Linked DNA regions of Homo sapiens: regions 1, 2, 3 and 4 are each linked to region 5. A link is a contact called in ENCODE Hi-C or POLR2A ChIA-PET data. All regions are on one chromosome and are shown on one strand. The core of a region is the stretch at or near the end of the contact, and the rest is flanking DNA. Distances in the headings are between cores, read along the strand shown.

Region 1 (2,700 bases), core at 141-2,640, 1.5 Mb before region 5:
TCCCCGGCCCCAGTCCCATCCATACAGGGGTGCTGGCCTGGCCCCCTCTGGTGGGAGGACAGATAAGCAAAGGGGTGGTGGGGACACTCTAGATGCTTCACCCACATCCCCTCGGGCTCCTTCCCCCACCCCATATAGCTTCCCCTCTCCTAATTCCCACAGCCTGTGCCTGGGACTCTTTGCAGGCCCGCCCGGGGCACATCCCCCTCAGAGCCAGAAGTACCCAGGAGTTTCAATCCCCACACTCACGGTAGCTCCTAGCTGGTGCAAGGGAGCATGCAGGTACAGTGCTCTTGCCTGGAGTCAGGACAGGCTCTGAGTTGACACTTGCCCTCCAGAGCTCCTCCTTTGGGAGGTCATGAGGTCATGAGGATGGAGCCCTCATGAAGGGGGTCAGTGCCCTTATAAAAAGCGACCCCAGAGAGCTCTCTCTCCCTGTCTCTGCCATGTGAGGGCACAAGGAAAAGTTGGCAATCTACAGCCCAGAAGAGGGCCCTCCCCCAAACCCGACCGTGCTGGTACCCTGATCTCGGCCTCTCAGCCTCCAGAACCATGAGAAGTACGTGTCTGTGGTTTATCAGCCCCCCCGCGTGTGGTACCGTGTTACAGCAGCCTGGATGGACTAAGACCCTTCTGCAGAGGGACTTTGTCTGAAACTGGCTTCCTCCCCTTCTTGGTCCTGCCCTTCCATACCCTTCCGTGTTTCTTGGGAGCACTTCCTTAATAAATTGCTTCCACACGAATCCGCGTCTCAGAAGCTGCTTCTGAGAAAACCGAAGTGATGGGGCCCCTGGGCTGCACAGTAATAACAGTTGTTACAGACGGCACCTCCTCCAACCCTCAGAACCAGACGGCCACAATGGTATTGACTGCATTGCACAGAGGAGGAAACGGAAACCCAGAGAGCAGAAGGGACTTGCCCAGGATGGTGGAGTTGGTGAGCAGAGCAGCCTACATTAAACCCAGCTCCAAAGCCAGCCCTGGGTCTTTGATGCCCCACAGAAAATACATGGGAGGAGCCCTGCAGCTCCTGAAAGGAGCTAACATCTCCCAAGCCCCACTTCCAGGGGCAATCTGGGGCCAGCCAGGTACTTAGATGGACAGATGACCAAGGAGAGACCACTCAAGCCCTCAGTTTGAGAATGCATTCCTCTGCGTTCACAGGCTTACCTGGAGCCAGTTCCCCAAAGCCCCACTGGACTTTTTAAGCCCCCAGAGGCCTTCAGACAGGAACCCACTGAGTCTTCAAACCCCCAATCTCCATGGGGTTAAAACAATCCCCAAAAGGCAGGACTTACTAGGAGTCGTTCAGAAACTGGCAAAAGCACCCTCTGAATAAATGTTCAGGGTTCCATCCGGAGACGCCCACGGTGACTGATGAGTCATCAGATAGCCAGCTGTCGCCACAGAGTGCTATATATAGAAGCTGGAGGGGTGCCTGGTACCTAAAGAAAGGGGAGGAGCACACACCTAGTAGGTGGGGTCTCAGCTGGGAGGCAGGCCTAGAGCACCTGGAAACTGCACCCTCAGCTCCCTCTGCCCCCCCAGCAAAACAGAATCTGGGTCAGCAATTCCCCGGCACAGAATGCCGCGTGAACTGGAAGCAAGCAGCAACAGGGCCGGACGTGGGCCATGCCAGTGCATTCATGATGATTACTGCTAATGATGGTAATGGGAGAATAATGGCTCAGTGAACTTCCCGCACATCACCTCGTCGTCTTCCCATCAGACATACACACTGAGGACGCGCTTGTATTGCTGCCATTTAGACAGCCGAAACAGAACTTCCAGACCTCAGGCTTGGTAGGCTGGGCCTGTGCTGTCCAGGACAGGGGCCACTAGCCACATGTTTCTACTGAACACTTGAAATGTGGCCCGGCCAAATTGAGATCCTCTGTCAGCATAGAATGCACACCAGACTTTGAAGATTTAGTTTCAAGAAAAGAATGTCAAATACCTTGTCAATAATTTTTTCCTGGTTTCATATTGAAATGATAATATTTTAGATACATCGGGTTGATCAAAATATATGATTAAGTCAATTTCACCTGTTCCTTTTTACCTTTTTAATGTGGCTTCTCGAACATTAAAATTATTAATACATATGTGGCTCACATTTGTGGCTTGCATTATATTTCTATTGGACAGTGCCGGGTTGCAGGCTGGAGGCCAGAACCTTCAGGAAATCCTGGCTATGCCCTCTCCTGACAAATAAAGCCTGCTTCCTGGTTCAAGGCTGAGAGAGGCCAGGGCTGCTCTCCAGACAATGCCAGTGGCCAGCTGCAGCTCCATGTACCGATCACAGAAGGTCCAGGTGACGCACAAAAGCCCCTGAGGGTCTGTGAACCCCAAACTTGTCCCTTATATCTTCTGAAAATGCACAGCTTTCCGGGGGAAAGATGATGAATTCTCCCTGGCCCTGTCTTCTGCCTTCCCCACTTAACCCCCAAGAGAGCTCCATGCTGTGTGATTGCATAATGAGGCCATGGAATAAGGCCACTTCACAAATGAAGCAGCTCTTTCCCTCACATATGCAAACAGCAGAGAGAGGCAAAGGAAAGTAGGGAGATGAGAAACAGAATGAGAAATGCAGACGAGACAGGCAATTCACACCAAGAGAGAGAAACTGTATCCCAGAGACAGACACACAATGTCACACACACTCTGCTCACTGACACCTGGGGGGAGGGGGAGAAGGGT
Region 2 (2,700 bases), core at 183-2,682, 1.2 Mb before region 5:
GCGGTCTCCCCGACCCGGACTCTTCCCTGGCGCAGCACACAACCGCCACGGGCTTCCGAAGCGCCCGAGCGGGGAGGAGGAAGGAAAAGCGGAGGCCCGGGAGGCGGGCTGCGCGCTTGGAAGCCGTGTGTGTTTATGTGTCTGCGCGCGCGCCCTGGCCGGACGGGTGTTGAGGGGAGAGTGATCGTGAGCAACCCGGAACCAGCAGTCCCAACCTGGACTGACGAACTGGGCTCTCCAGTCCTGGGCCGTGGGGCTCCATGCCTCGGGCTGGCGGGACAAGCGGCGGGGAGCCCGGAGCTTCGGAGCCGCCGCCGGGCATCTAGCCAGCTCCGCGGGAGAAGCCCGGGGGCGCGTCGGGAGCCAGGGGACTGGTGTGAACTAGCCGCCCCCGCAGGCGGACGTTTAGCTCCGGCACCCGGGAGCACTGACACTGGGCGATAAGGAGTTCCTCGGCAATCGGCTGTCCCCAGTCCCCAGTCACCTCCGGCGGACGTGACCGCCGGATGCTATGCAGCTAGGTGGGCCAGGGGGGCCTTTGCATTGCCTTCCCTGACCCCTTCCTTGCCGCGGAGGAGCCACAGTAAGATGCCTCTGTACGACTCTCCAGAACTTTCTTTTGCAAAATAAAGGCCAAATGTTGGGCCTTCTAGTCTCTTCATATTTTCCTTTGGAAGGTTGGGGTCCAGGCAGTCCTCTCGAAACAACCCCCAAACAGATCACTTTCATTACAAAACGCTAGAGAGGCAACACAGCCCTATTTCTCTCTCTGGTCAATCCAGGCCCTATCTCTCCCTCTGGTCAATCCAGGCCCTATTATCCCAAGCTGTGCGGCTTTGGGCAAACCGCTTAACAGTTCGAAACCTCGGAGTCCTCATCTGTAAAATAAGACCAATACTATTATCTACCTCGTAGGGTTGTTCTGAGGATAACATGCCTCCATACATAAGGTGCTTAGAACGCTGCCTCCAGTACAATGCTACGTGTGTTTGTTACTATGATCTGGCACTCCCTTTGGATGGGTAGGGAGTACAAAGTTCCGGGTTAAAGTTCCTGGAAGTTTACATGGAGCCAGTGGTCTTGGCAGGGTGGAAAGGGCACTATTGTATGGCCACTGAAAAGTGAAGGCCAAATGCCCTCAAACTGTCTAGGTCTCCACTAGACCGTCCCATAAAGGCTTGTGTGTGTGTGGTGGTGGATAGGAGGGAGAGTCCTTTTTAATGGTGCTCATTTAGACTGGATTAATAGCAAGTTCCGTCAGGGCTCAGGCACCATTACCCACTCTCTCCCTGCAGCCCTGGGGAAGAGCGCTGGTTTCCAGGACCTCCAGCCTACTCTTCCAGGACACCTTTTTTGATGGCTGAAGGCCACCTCTTTAAATCAGTTCTCGGAGGAGTTGGCCAAAAGCCATGTCCTCTGGGATGTACTTTGGTCTAACACTGGTGCAGGGCTGGCGTATGGCAGGCCTTGTCCCTGGGCCGCTGGCGGGCCACATTTTACTGGTGCACAGATGCAAATACCACTTCTGTAGACAGAATCGGTCAGACTTCTAATTTCAAAAGGCTTCCCATTACCTTTGAAATGGCGACTCTGGCAAAAAGGGGAGGAGTTGCGGCAAATAAGAGCCTAGGGAGGCCTCGGCCTCCCCTGCTTGGCCTCTCCAGGGTCACCCATAATTCATTAGGTGAGGCTGCCTTTTCCTTTTCAAACACAACGCAAATGGCCTTTGCCTTAAGTGGCTACCGGCGTTTGCCTAATCACTGAAATGTGCTGGCAGTGCGCTCTAGCTCTCAGTAGATCCTTATCGGAACTGTGCGTGCCAAGCTGCCAGCCCCGAGAAAGACAAAGAACACGGGCGCCTCCAGGTTTGCTTCTGAGGCCTCAGGGTCACCTCTGGGGCTTCCCCTTCACAGCCTCCGGCCCCTACAAGACGCTCCCAGCCAGCCTCCGGAACAAACCCGCAGCCCTAAATCAGAATTCCAGTTCTCGAGCGCCACCCGGAGAGTTCACATTTCCCCTCCTCCGAGGCCGCGTGGTGCGCAAGAAAGAGCCCGAGGGCGGCGGCAGCACACGTCTGGGCAGCCCCCTCCCCGTACCCAGCAGCGTGTACGCAGGAAAAGAAAAAGCCAAGAGAAAAACGTGGACTGTAAAAGCCAAAACGCAGAACCATCTACTACTAACTACCGACAACCCCAGGCGGGAGTTTGCAAGGAGTAAGCAACCCTCTAATAGAAACTACAACTAAAATAATTCCTCTCTTCGCGTTCTATTAAGGTCCTGGAAGGTGGAACGCAAAGGGGACCCTGTCTTCTTAGGACACAGACTGGCTGCGCCGATAGTGCTCAGCCCCGCACCTCCTGAGCATACATTTAATGTTAGGCAAAGAGCAAGTTTCCTATCTACCGTTTGACCACAGTTTCTCACAGTATTTCTAATTGATTCAACGTGTATTAGATTGAAACAAAAATGATCTTGGTTGGAATATACACGGGCAACCTGTATTTAGATGGGGTAAGTTCCTGCAGCTATCTGACCACATTTGTCTGGTCCCTCTGAGAATCCACGTTTTCTAGCCCGAGAAGGGGCAGGCGGCCCTCATGGCGCCTCCTTCGGCGGTTTCCTGGCGAAGCGCCCATCCTCCCCAAGCACCAGGAACGGAGGCCGTCCATATTAATACTCGCGGGCAGCCTGTTCTGACCT
Region 3 (2,700 bases), core at 199-2,698, 1.2 Mb before region 5:
AGTAGTTTTTTTTTTTAATCCACGTGATTCGTGCTTTGGGGCAAGCCAAGAAAAAACGGGACTCCCCTCCCGAGTTGCGCGGCAGCGGCGGCAGGTCGAGCTCGGCTCGGCCCGAGGCACTCGCCACACACCCTCGCGCACGCACACGCCGACGTTCCACTTGGAGGAACGACCGGCCCCCGGAGAGGCGAGACGAGGCGGCGGTGGCGGCGGCTGGGGGTTTTTACAGTTCTTTCCCGAGTCGAAAAAGAAAGCAGACGGCAACCCGCTGCCCTCCCCTTCCTGCTCGCGAGCTAACGCCGAACCCAGCTTCCCAGCTTCCAGCCCACCTCCCCCCCCTCCGCCCGACTCGCGGCGCTCAGCGGCGACCGCGCTCCCGCGCACAGACACACACAGGCTGCAAACTTCCACTCTGCGAACTCCCTGCTCTCCTCCTGGCCCACCGGGAGGCGCCAGGCCCCCAGCCGCGCCCCCTCCCTCCCTGGTGCCCACGCGGGGCCGCTTAGGTTGGCTGCATTTTAAATAACATAGCTATGAAATAAAAACGAAAGCGAGCCAAGCAGCCAAAGGGAAGCGCGAGGCAAAAGCTTCGCGGGGTACGCTGCGGGAGGGGGCCCCGGGAGAGGGGGCCGACTGCAGCCCTCAGCGCGCCCGCCCGCCCACCCGTCCGCGGTCTCCCGGGGGAAAGGTGTTCCGGGCACTGACCTGAAATCCCCGGTGGGGGAGTAGGCAGGGAGCCTGCGATCCGGCTCTTTGAAGTTTTCCCCCAAGCGGACTCGAGGCGGCGAGAAGGAGCGGGGGGCGGTTGGGTGGGTGGAGAGAGATATGAGGGGTGGGGGGGGTTGGCGACGTTAACGAGCGGAGAAGGAGCCGGGCCGGAGAAGCGCGGCGAGCAGCAAAGTTTGCGGTCCCCGGCTGCCCGCAGCCCGCTCGCGGCGCCGCGCTCACTCGACTCCCTCGCCGTCTGCTGGCAGCCGGCTGCCCTCGGGGTCGGCCCCGCCGAGGGGTGGGCTCTGGGCCGGGTGGGGGCGGGGCGGGGCGGGCTCGGGGCCTCCGGGCAGGTGGCGACAGCCCCGTGCGATCCTCCGGGCTCCCGCAGCTGGACTGGGCTTGGCCGAGCTCAGCAGCTCCCGCGCTGCCGCCGCCGCCCGCGCTCGGGCAGGAGCCCCAGCGCCATGTTGACGGTTCGCCGCGAGCGCCCGCTCGGGCTGGGTGTGTGTGAGTGTGTGTGAGTGTTGGCCAAGTCGTCCCTGCGCGGCGACAGCGCGGCTTGGGCTCTCCGCCCGGCGGCTCGCGGGCTCCCCCTCCGCCGCCGCCGCCCGCCTAGCTCCCGCTCTCGGTCGCGGTCTGGGCTCCTGCGCGTCTCCCCCGCAGCCGCCGAGCTCGGCCCGCGTTCAGCGAGGAGCGCAGCTCTGCCTCACCTTGCCGCTGGGAGCCCAGGCTCCGTCTGCCGCCGCACGCCGCGATCCCAACGCGTCCCCCCTCCCTGGTTCCCTCCTCTTCCTCCTCCCCCTCCCTCCGCCCGTCCTCCCTCCCGCCCGCCCTACCTCCCTCCCTCCCAACAGCCGCCTCCCCTCCCCCCGCAGGCGCAGCGCTCGGGCGACAGCCGCCCGCCCGCCGCCGCCTCCAGCTCTCGCAAGTTTGAGCTCCGCCAGTCTCCGCTCACCCTCCGCTGCGGCGCCTCCGCGGCGGGGTTTCGGGAGGGGTGATTCCCCAGGAAAGGTTTGCCCGAGTTTCCCCGGCCGTCATCGATGCACGGCCCGGCACGTTTTGGCCTCTCTGGATCCGAACCCCGGACCACTTGGGTGGCGCCCCCCCTCCTCGTCCCCCGGCCTCCCCTCCCCAGCTCGGGCCGAGTTGGCTGCGCACGCCCGACCCGGGCGCACGTCCTGGGCGAGCCGGAGACCGACTTGGGCGGCGGCGGCGGCGAGGGCTGCCGGCAGAGCCAGAGCCGAAGGGATGGGGGCGGCGGGGGCGGCTCTCCCAGCCGCGCGCCGAGACTCCCCTCGCTACCCAGAAGGCCAGTGGAGGACCGCAATTACCATAAAGCGCCTCGCACTCCGCTCAGCCAAAGCTGTCAAACCCCAGCGGCAGCAGCCGCTGCCGCCGCCTCTTGCCACCAGCGCTGCGCTCTCCCGGCCTCGTCCCCTCCGAGACCCAGCGGAGCGTGGCCTGTGTGCTCCCGTGCTCACCCCCACCCCAGTTTGCCCCTTCCTCCCAGAGGAGCCCTTTCCCATTTCGGTGTTAAAAGCTACCTGAAAACACCACCCCAGGCAACGGTGGCCGTTCCGCCTGAACTCCGCGCCCGAGTTCCCCGGACGTTTCAATTGTGTGGGAATTGTTTGGAGGTGGGGGAAGGGGGGAGCAGCCCGTGGAGGCACCGGGAGGCGTGTGGGGGGCGGTCGGCGAGCGGAGATCCGCCTGTATTTCTCCCGGTTCTCGAGCATTTTCACGGTCTGTACCTCTGATGGTTGGAGGGGCTGCCCAGGCCCCTCGCCCCGGCGTTGGGAGATTATCTCCCGCGTTTTATTTTCCTTGACAGGGAGCAACTTTTGGCTTACACCGTTCGCCCCATAAATTTCCACTCGGTAACGTCGTGCTGATCGGTGCTTGGCGGCGGCGTACAGCCTGCGCCCGCAGCAGTTCAATTCAATTGACACGTATTGAGCTTCTCCAGCGCACCCGGCGCGGCTCTGGGCG
Region 4 (2,700 bases), core at 125-2,624, 1.7 Mb after region 5:
GGTTCAAGGTGAGACTTAAGACTTCAAATGATGTTTCAAGAACTCTCAAAGAACTCTCAAAGAGTTAACAGTTAAGTCATACTTCATAAGTAGTAAAGAACGTCTTAAAATTTGGAAAATTTCATTGGGCATGGTAGTAATTGGGTAAGAATAAATTATTTAAAAATAAAAATGTGCAATTACTAGAAGAGCTAAAGCATGCTTTCTTTTTTTTTTTTTTTTTGAGACAGAATATCGATCTGTCACCAGGCTGGAGTGCAGTGGCACAATCTCAGCTCACTGCAACCTCCGCCTCCCAGGTTCAAGTGATTCCCCTGTCTAAGCCTCCCGAGTAGCTGGGACTACAGGCATGCGCCAACATGCCCAGCTAATTTTTGTATTTTTTGTAGAGGCGGGGTTTCACCATGTTGGCCAGGATGGTCTCGATCTCTTGACCTCGTGATCCACCTGCCTCAGCCTCCCAAAGTGCTGGGATTATAGGTGTGAGCCACCGCGCCTGGCCTAAAGCATGTTTCTTTTAGCTAAGTAGTGTAACTGGAGCTTCTTACTATTAAACCTGGCATTTATAAATACTTGGTCCAGTAATTTTATCCACTGTCAGTATTTAATAACTGGTTAATGTTTTATGCACCTCTGATAATTAATTTTAAGTTACAAACAATTGTCCAACAGCTCTAATTTTAAAATGAAACTACATATTAAAATAAATTTGATACTTTTTTATGAAGAGAAAAAAATTAGAAGAGAAACCTCTTAAAATGCCATAAATGTACATCTAGTAGTGAACAAGAAGTCATATTTAGACTTCAGGAGGATTTTTTATTAGCACACAAATATTATTTTTTAGAAAGACAATGTAACACTCTGAGCATTTTTCTCAGGGAATGCAGAAACAACCCCTGAATCCCAGAACACCCAAAATAAGTTGGCATTTCAGATTCCAGTGGCATGTGATGTTTACTAGTTGTGCCTGCTTCTAAACTTACAGGGGCTCAGAACAAGAAACTTGGACTAGACTCCCAGACACCTGGGTTGGTCATAAGGGTGGAGATTAGAGCCAGGCAATGATGTAGAGACATAGATTACAACCAGATTTTGAGCTAGCAAATACTTAAAGCCAATGTCCTTTAGTTTTTTTTTATTGAAAGTGAGACAGAAGTTGCTTTTCTATTAGTCAACTTTGTATCCCGCTTTATGTTGAAAATAAAGAATTTCATAAAGTTTAGCTTATTTTCAATTGTGTTATTCTACACTGTTCTCACTATAAATAGTTATCAAAAGTTAATCATACTAAGAACGTGACAACTGCATTCCTGAACTGGGGCCTTTGCACGAGCTTCCTATTCCCTCTGCCTGGTCCACTTCTTCCAGATGACTGCACAGCAAACTCCCTCACTGCTTTCAGTTCTATGCTGAAATGTCACTTCCTCAAAGTTTGAACTAAAATGTCTCATTCAATACTTGAATGTTCTATTTTTCTGGTTTCAGGTTGAGAAAATCATTGCATTTTTTAGGTCATGCTTTCCACTAGTTTTCTTTCGTGATTTTTAAAAAAATTTTCAGACAACTTTTGGGAAAGCATATTAAAGGGTTTAAAATTTAGATAATAAAATAGGTAATTTGTCTTCACTGAACAAAAACTATACCACAGTTACTATGTTTGCAGAATTGCAGCTGATTTTGCCTACCAAGCCATGTGACTTAGCTGAACAGGGACAACTTGTACCTGCTTGTCACGAAAATGCTGAAAATAATAATACTCTGACTTGGGCAAATAGTATTTCTTTCTTTCTTTTTTCTTTCTTTTTTTTTTTTTTTTTTTTTAGAGACAAGATCTCTCTCTGTTGCCCCGGCTGGAGTACAGTGGCATGATCATGGCTCACTACAGCCTCCGCCTCCTGGGCTCAAGCAATCTTCCTGCCTCTGCCTCCCAAGTAGCTGGGACCACAGGTGCACACCATCAGTCCCAGCTACTTTTTGTATTATTTGTAGAGACTGCGTCTCACTATGTTGCCCAAGCTGGTCTTGAATTCCTGGGCTCAAGCAATCCTCCTGCCTCAGCCTCCAAAAGTGCTGGGATTACAGGCATAAACCACCATGCTCGGCCTCAAGTAATATTTCTGCTTCTATCACTTATCTATTGCTGCATAATGAGACACCTGAAAAATTATTTAAAATTAGTAATTTTAAATAACAACAAAATATTATGTCTCACCGTTGTGTGTAAGTTTACAGGGAAATCCCTTTGTTAGTTTCACCTGAGCTCACTCATACAACCGTTGTCAGCTGGAGCATCAGTTGGGCTGCAAGGCCCAAGATCCCCACTCACATGTCTGGCAGTTGATTCTAATCATCAGCTGGGGCTCTGTGGTTCTCATCCTTAAATAGGATAGATAAACTTCCTTATGTGACAGTCTCATTGCAGCATTCAGGGAGAGCAATCATAGAAGTTGCAATGTCTCCTAAGGTCTAAGGCCTACAGTTATCACAGTGTCACTTTCATTTTTAGAAGAGAAACCTCTTAAAATGCTCTAAATATATATATCTAGTAGTGAACAGAAAGTCATATTTGGAGTTTTACTGGATTTTTTATTACAGCATATAAATATTATTGCTCAGAAAGACAATATAACACTGAAAATTTTTTCAAGATATGCAGAAACAACACCTGAATCGCAGATATCCCAGAGTAAGTTGGTA
Region 5 (2,700 bases), core at 57-2,556:
AAGAGGTTCCACCGACGGTAGAAACCCGGTTCCTCCTGTTCCTCATCCACCGCAGCGGCCTGAGAGTCACCCCGAGCCCAGGCCGGTAACCCCGCTGCAGCCCCTCCGGCAGGCCCAGGTTGCACCGGCTACAAACATTCCCGACACCCTTGGGCCCTAGAAGAGCCGTTCGCCACCCGCGGGGTCCCCGCAACGCCGGTGGTCACCGGCCCTAAGCCGCTGGGCGCCCCGCGGGAGGAAACTAGGGGCAAATGTAGCCCGCATTCCTGCGGAGAGCCGGGGTCCCGGGAGGGCGCGCCAGCGGCGGTTCCGGATCAGCGCGTGTCTGTCTCATTGTTCCCTCACCGCGGGGGGCGGGGGCGGAGGCGCGCGCGCACACGTCGGGGGGTTGGCCAGGAGGGGCCATTGTGTGTTTCTAGGCGGCGCCCCCGCTGCCTAGGCAACCGCGCAGGAAGGTGTCCGGCCACCTGCGCGCGCCGCCGGCTCCCCTCCATTTCCCCCCGACTCCCGCCCCGGTCACCATCCTACCCTCCTCCCTCCTCCTTTCCCCTTACTCCGCTCCCCTCTTTTCCCTCCCTCTCCTCCCCTTCCCTCTGTTCTCTCCTCCTCTTCCCCTCCCCTCCCCCGTCCGGAGCACTCTATATTCAAGCCACCGTTTCCTGCTTCACAAAATGGCCACCGCACGCGACACCTACGGTCACGTGGCCTGCCGCCCTCTCAGTTTCGGGAATCTGCCTAGCTCCCACTAAGGGGAGGCTACCCGCGGAAGAGCGAGGGCAGATTAGACCGGAGAAATCCCACCACATCTCCAAGCCCGGGAACTGAGAGAGGAAGAAGAGTGAAGGCCAGTGTTAGGAAAAAAAAAACAAAAACAAAAAAAACGAAAAACGAAAGCTGAGTGCATAGAGTTGGAAAGGGGAGCGAATGCGTAAGGTTGGAAAGGGGGGCGAAGAGGCCTAGGTTAACATTTTCAGGCGTCTTAGCCGGTGGAAAGCGGGAGACGCAAGTTCTCGCGAGATCTCGAGAACTCCGAGGCTGAGACTAGGGTTTTAGCGGAGAGCACGGGAAGTGTAGCTCGAGAGAACTGGGACAGCATTTCGCACCCTAAGCTCCAAGGCAGGACTGCTAGGGGCGACAGGACTAAGTAGGAAATCCCTTGAGCTTAGACCTGAGGGAGCGCGCAGTAGCCGGGCAGAAGTCGCCGCGACAGGGAATTGCGGTGTGAGAGGGAGGGCACACGTTGTACGTGCTGACGTAGCCGGCTTTCCAGCGGGTATATTAGATCCGTGGCCGCGCGGTGCGCTCCAGAGCCGCAGTTCTCCCGTGAGAGGGCCTTCGCGGTGGAACAAACACTCGCTTAGCAGCGGAAGACTCCGAGTTCTCGGTACTCTTCAGGGATGAGTCATGTGGCAGTGGAAAATGCGCTCGGGCTGGACCAGCAGGTGAGCCGCAAGAACCCCACCGGGCTGGCTGCTGCGTGAATTCCTCCCCTGACCTAACCTGGCTAATGGCGCAGCGCTAACCGGCACCCTTACTTTTCATTTTCTGGGTGCCCCGGGCTGGCGGGTGTGAGTGCCCCGGGGCTATAGAGGGATAGGAATGTTGGTTGGGGCTGTCGCCCGGGCCCGGTCTCGGCCCGCTGTATTGTCCCCGGGACGAGCACAATGGCGGCTTTTGTGTGTGCGTGCGCAGGCGGGCGGAGGGGGAGGAAGTGCGCGCGCTCTCGCGGGGACGCGCATGCGCGAATCCCGACTGATTAGTGACCTGGGGGGGTTTGCGGGAGTGCGCAGCGCGGCGGGACGCGACTGGAGGCCCTTTTGGCTTGGAGGGCTTCGGCCTTCACGGCTGGCGCAGCCTGGATTCCCGTCCGGAGGACCTGGCGGCACCCGGTGTTTGCGTGCCTGCGAGCAAGGGGTAGAACGCGGCCCAGGAATGTGGGAGGGGGCGGCCTTCGCTCGGGGTAATGGCGGCGGCCTCTTTTGTGTGGTGCTGGGCGGCGCTGTGGCTCACCTCCGGGAGACGGCGGGTCTCGGGCGGGCGAAGGCCTGGAAAGGAGGATGGAATGGGTTTCTTGTTTTTTCCCGGGTTCCTTCCGCTGGCTTTTTCGCTTCAGCCCAGGTTCCGCAGGGTCCGGGGGCCCTGCGCCGCAGCCGGGGAGGCTGCGTTTCCGGAGTGGAAAGTTTTGTGACGCAGAAGATTGGGGAGGAGTGGGGGAGGGGTGGGGGCGGGGAGGGGAGGCAGGAATTGGCCGCTGCGCGCTGGGCCCTGGAGATAGAGGTTGGACGTGGCGGGGAGGTTAGGGAGCCAGCGAGGCCCTTTCTCCTCCTTGCTTGCCCCAGATTGTCCCTGTGTGGTATGTTAGCCGGGAGTCCCGCGTTGTTTTTCTGGGGTGGAGGGGTCATCGCGGGTTGTGGTAGTGTCTTCGTGTTAGTGACTGTGATCCAGGAATCCGCCATTGGAAAAACACCCGGCTTAGGGGGGAAGTAAACAGTTTTGTTGTTGACTTGTTGCTATCTGTGGAGTAGAATCTTGCAATGGGTCCCAGGCCCCCGGGTTTTTTCTCTTAGCCAGAATCCCCTCTTCTAAGGGTTTAGGGGCAGAGGAGAGAAAGATGTGTGATTTGAGAGGAGAAGGTTATGGACTTTGGTGGCAGGAAGTCTGCATCCCACCGCAACAGTGGCACCAGGCTTCAGATAAGCT

The links. A loop is a pair of places that touch in the nucleus more often than their neighbours do. ChIA-PET counts read pairs that join two places held with the same protein, here RNA polymerase II (POLR2A). Pooled maps may share reads with other maps.
Region 1: a pooled map shows a loop between it and region 5 (14-fold over the local background). The contact joins the enhancer-like site here to the promoter of DDX3X in region 5. A Hi-C loop is called at or near these places in 6 of 37 single-sample maps with no recorded cell type and 7 of 50 pooled maps.
Region 2: a loop to region 5 is called in a map of CD8-positive, alpha-beta T cell, with 22 times the contacts of the local background. The contact joins the enhancer-like site here to the promoter of DDX3X in region 5. A Hi-C loop is called at or near these places in 2 of 168 maps with a recorded cell type or tissue (CD8-positive, alpha-beta T cell and naive thymus-derived CD4-positive, alpha-beta T cell), 10 of 37 single-sample maps with no recorded cell type and 13 of 50 pooled maps.
Region 3: a map of naive thymus-derived CD4-positive, alpha-beta T cell shows a loop between it and region 5 (13-fold over the local background). The contact joins the promoter of BCOR here to the promoter of DDX3X in region 5. A Hi-C loop is called at or near these places in 1 of 168 maps with a recorded cell type or tissue (naive thymus-derived CD4-positive, alpha-beta T cell), 6 of 37 single-sample maps with no recorded cell type and 12 of 50 pooled maps.
Region 4: a loop to region 5 is called in a pooled map, with 7 times the contacts of the local background. The contact joins the enhancer-like site here to the promoter of DDX3X in region 5. A Hi-C loop is called at or near these places in 1 of 37 single-sample maps with no recorded cell type and 2 of 50 pooled maps. POLR2A ChIA-PET finds 5 or more read pairs at or near these places in 1 of 52 experiments (AG04449).

Annotation. Positions count from the first base shown.
Region 1 is chrX:39,854,466-39,857,165 of GRCh38, forward strand. No RefSeq gene overlaps it. Among named protein-coding and RNA genes, the nearest start is that of MIR1587, 18 kb to the left of the region's middle. RefSeq lists enhancers at 893-1,012, 1,283-1,362. Within about 2 kb of position 1,391, at least 10 of the 41 ENCODE cell types and tissues checked have a DNase peak (open chromatin) inside an H3K27ac peak, as active enhancers do.
Region 2 is chrX:40,172,424-40,175,123 of GRCh38, forward strand. It overlaps a transcript of BCOR not described here. Among named protein-coding and RNA genes, the nearest start is that of BCOR, 76 kb to the left of the region's middle. RefSeq lists an enhancer at 2,473-2,522. Within about 2 kb of position 1,433, at least 31 of the 41 ENCODE cell types and tissues checked have a DNase peak (open chromatin) inside an H3K27ac peak, as active enhancers do; they include CD8-positive, alpha-beta T cell, where a contact is called at or near this core.
Region 3 is chrX:40,096,510-40,099,209 of GRCh38, forward strand. BCOR (BCL6 corepressor) reads right to left here and starts at 1,449. Exons shown (of 15, transcript NM_001123385.2): 1 at 706-1,449. RefSeq lists silencers at 1,013-1,072, 1,163-1,212, 1,273-1,502, 1,523-1,642, 1,773-1,942 and 1 more.
Region 4 is chrX:43,001,662-43,004,361 of GRCh38, forward strand. No RefSeq gene overlaps it. Among named protein-coding and RNA genes, the nearest start is that of PINCR, 170 kb to the right of the region's middle. Within about 2 kb of position 1,375, at least 2 of the 41 ENCODE cell types and tissues checked have a DNase peak (open chromatin) inside an H3K27ac peak, as active enhancers do.
Region 5 is chrX:41,332,856-41,335,555 of GRCh38, forward strand. It overlaps DDX3X (DEAD-box helicase 3 X-linked), which reads left to right and starts at 1,307. Exons shown (of 17, transcript NM_001356.5): 1 at 1,307-1,442. The coding sequence starts at 1,398. RefSeq lists a silencer at 128-617 and an enhancer at 708-937.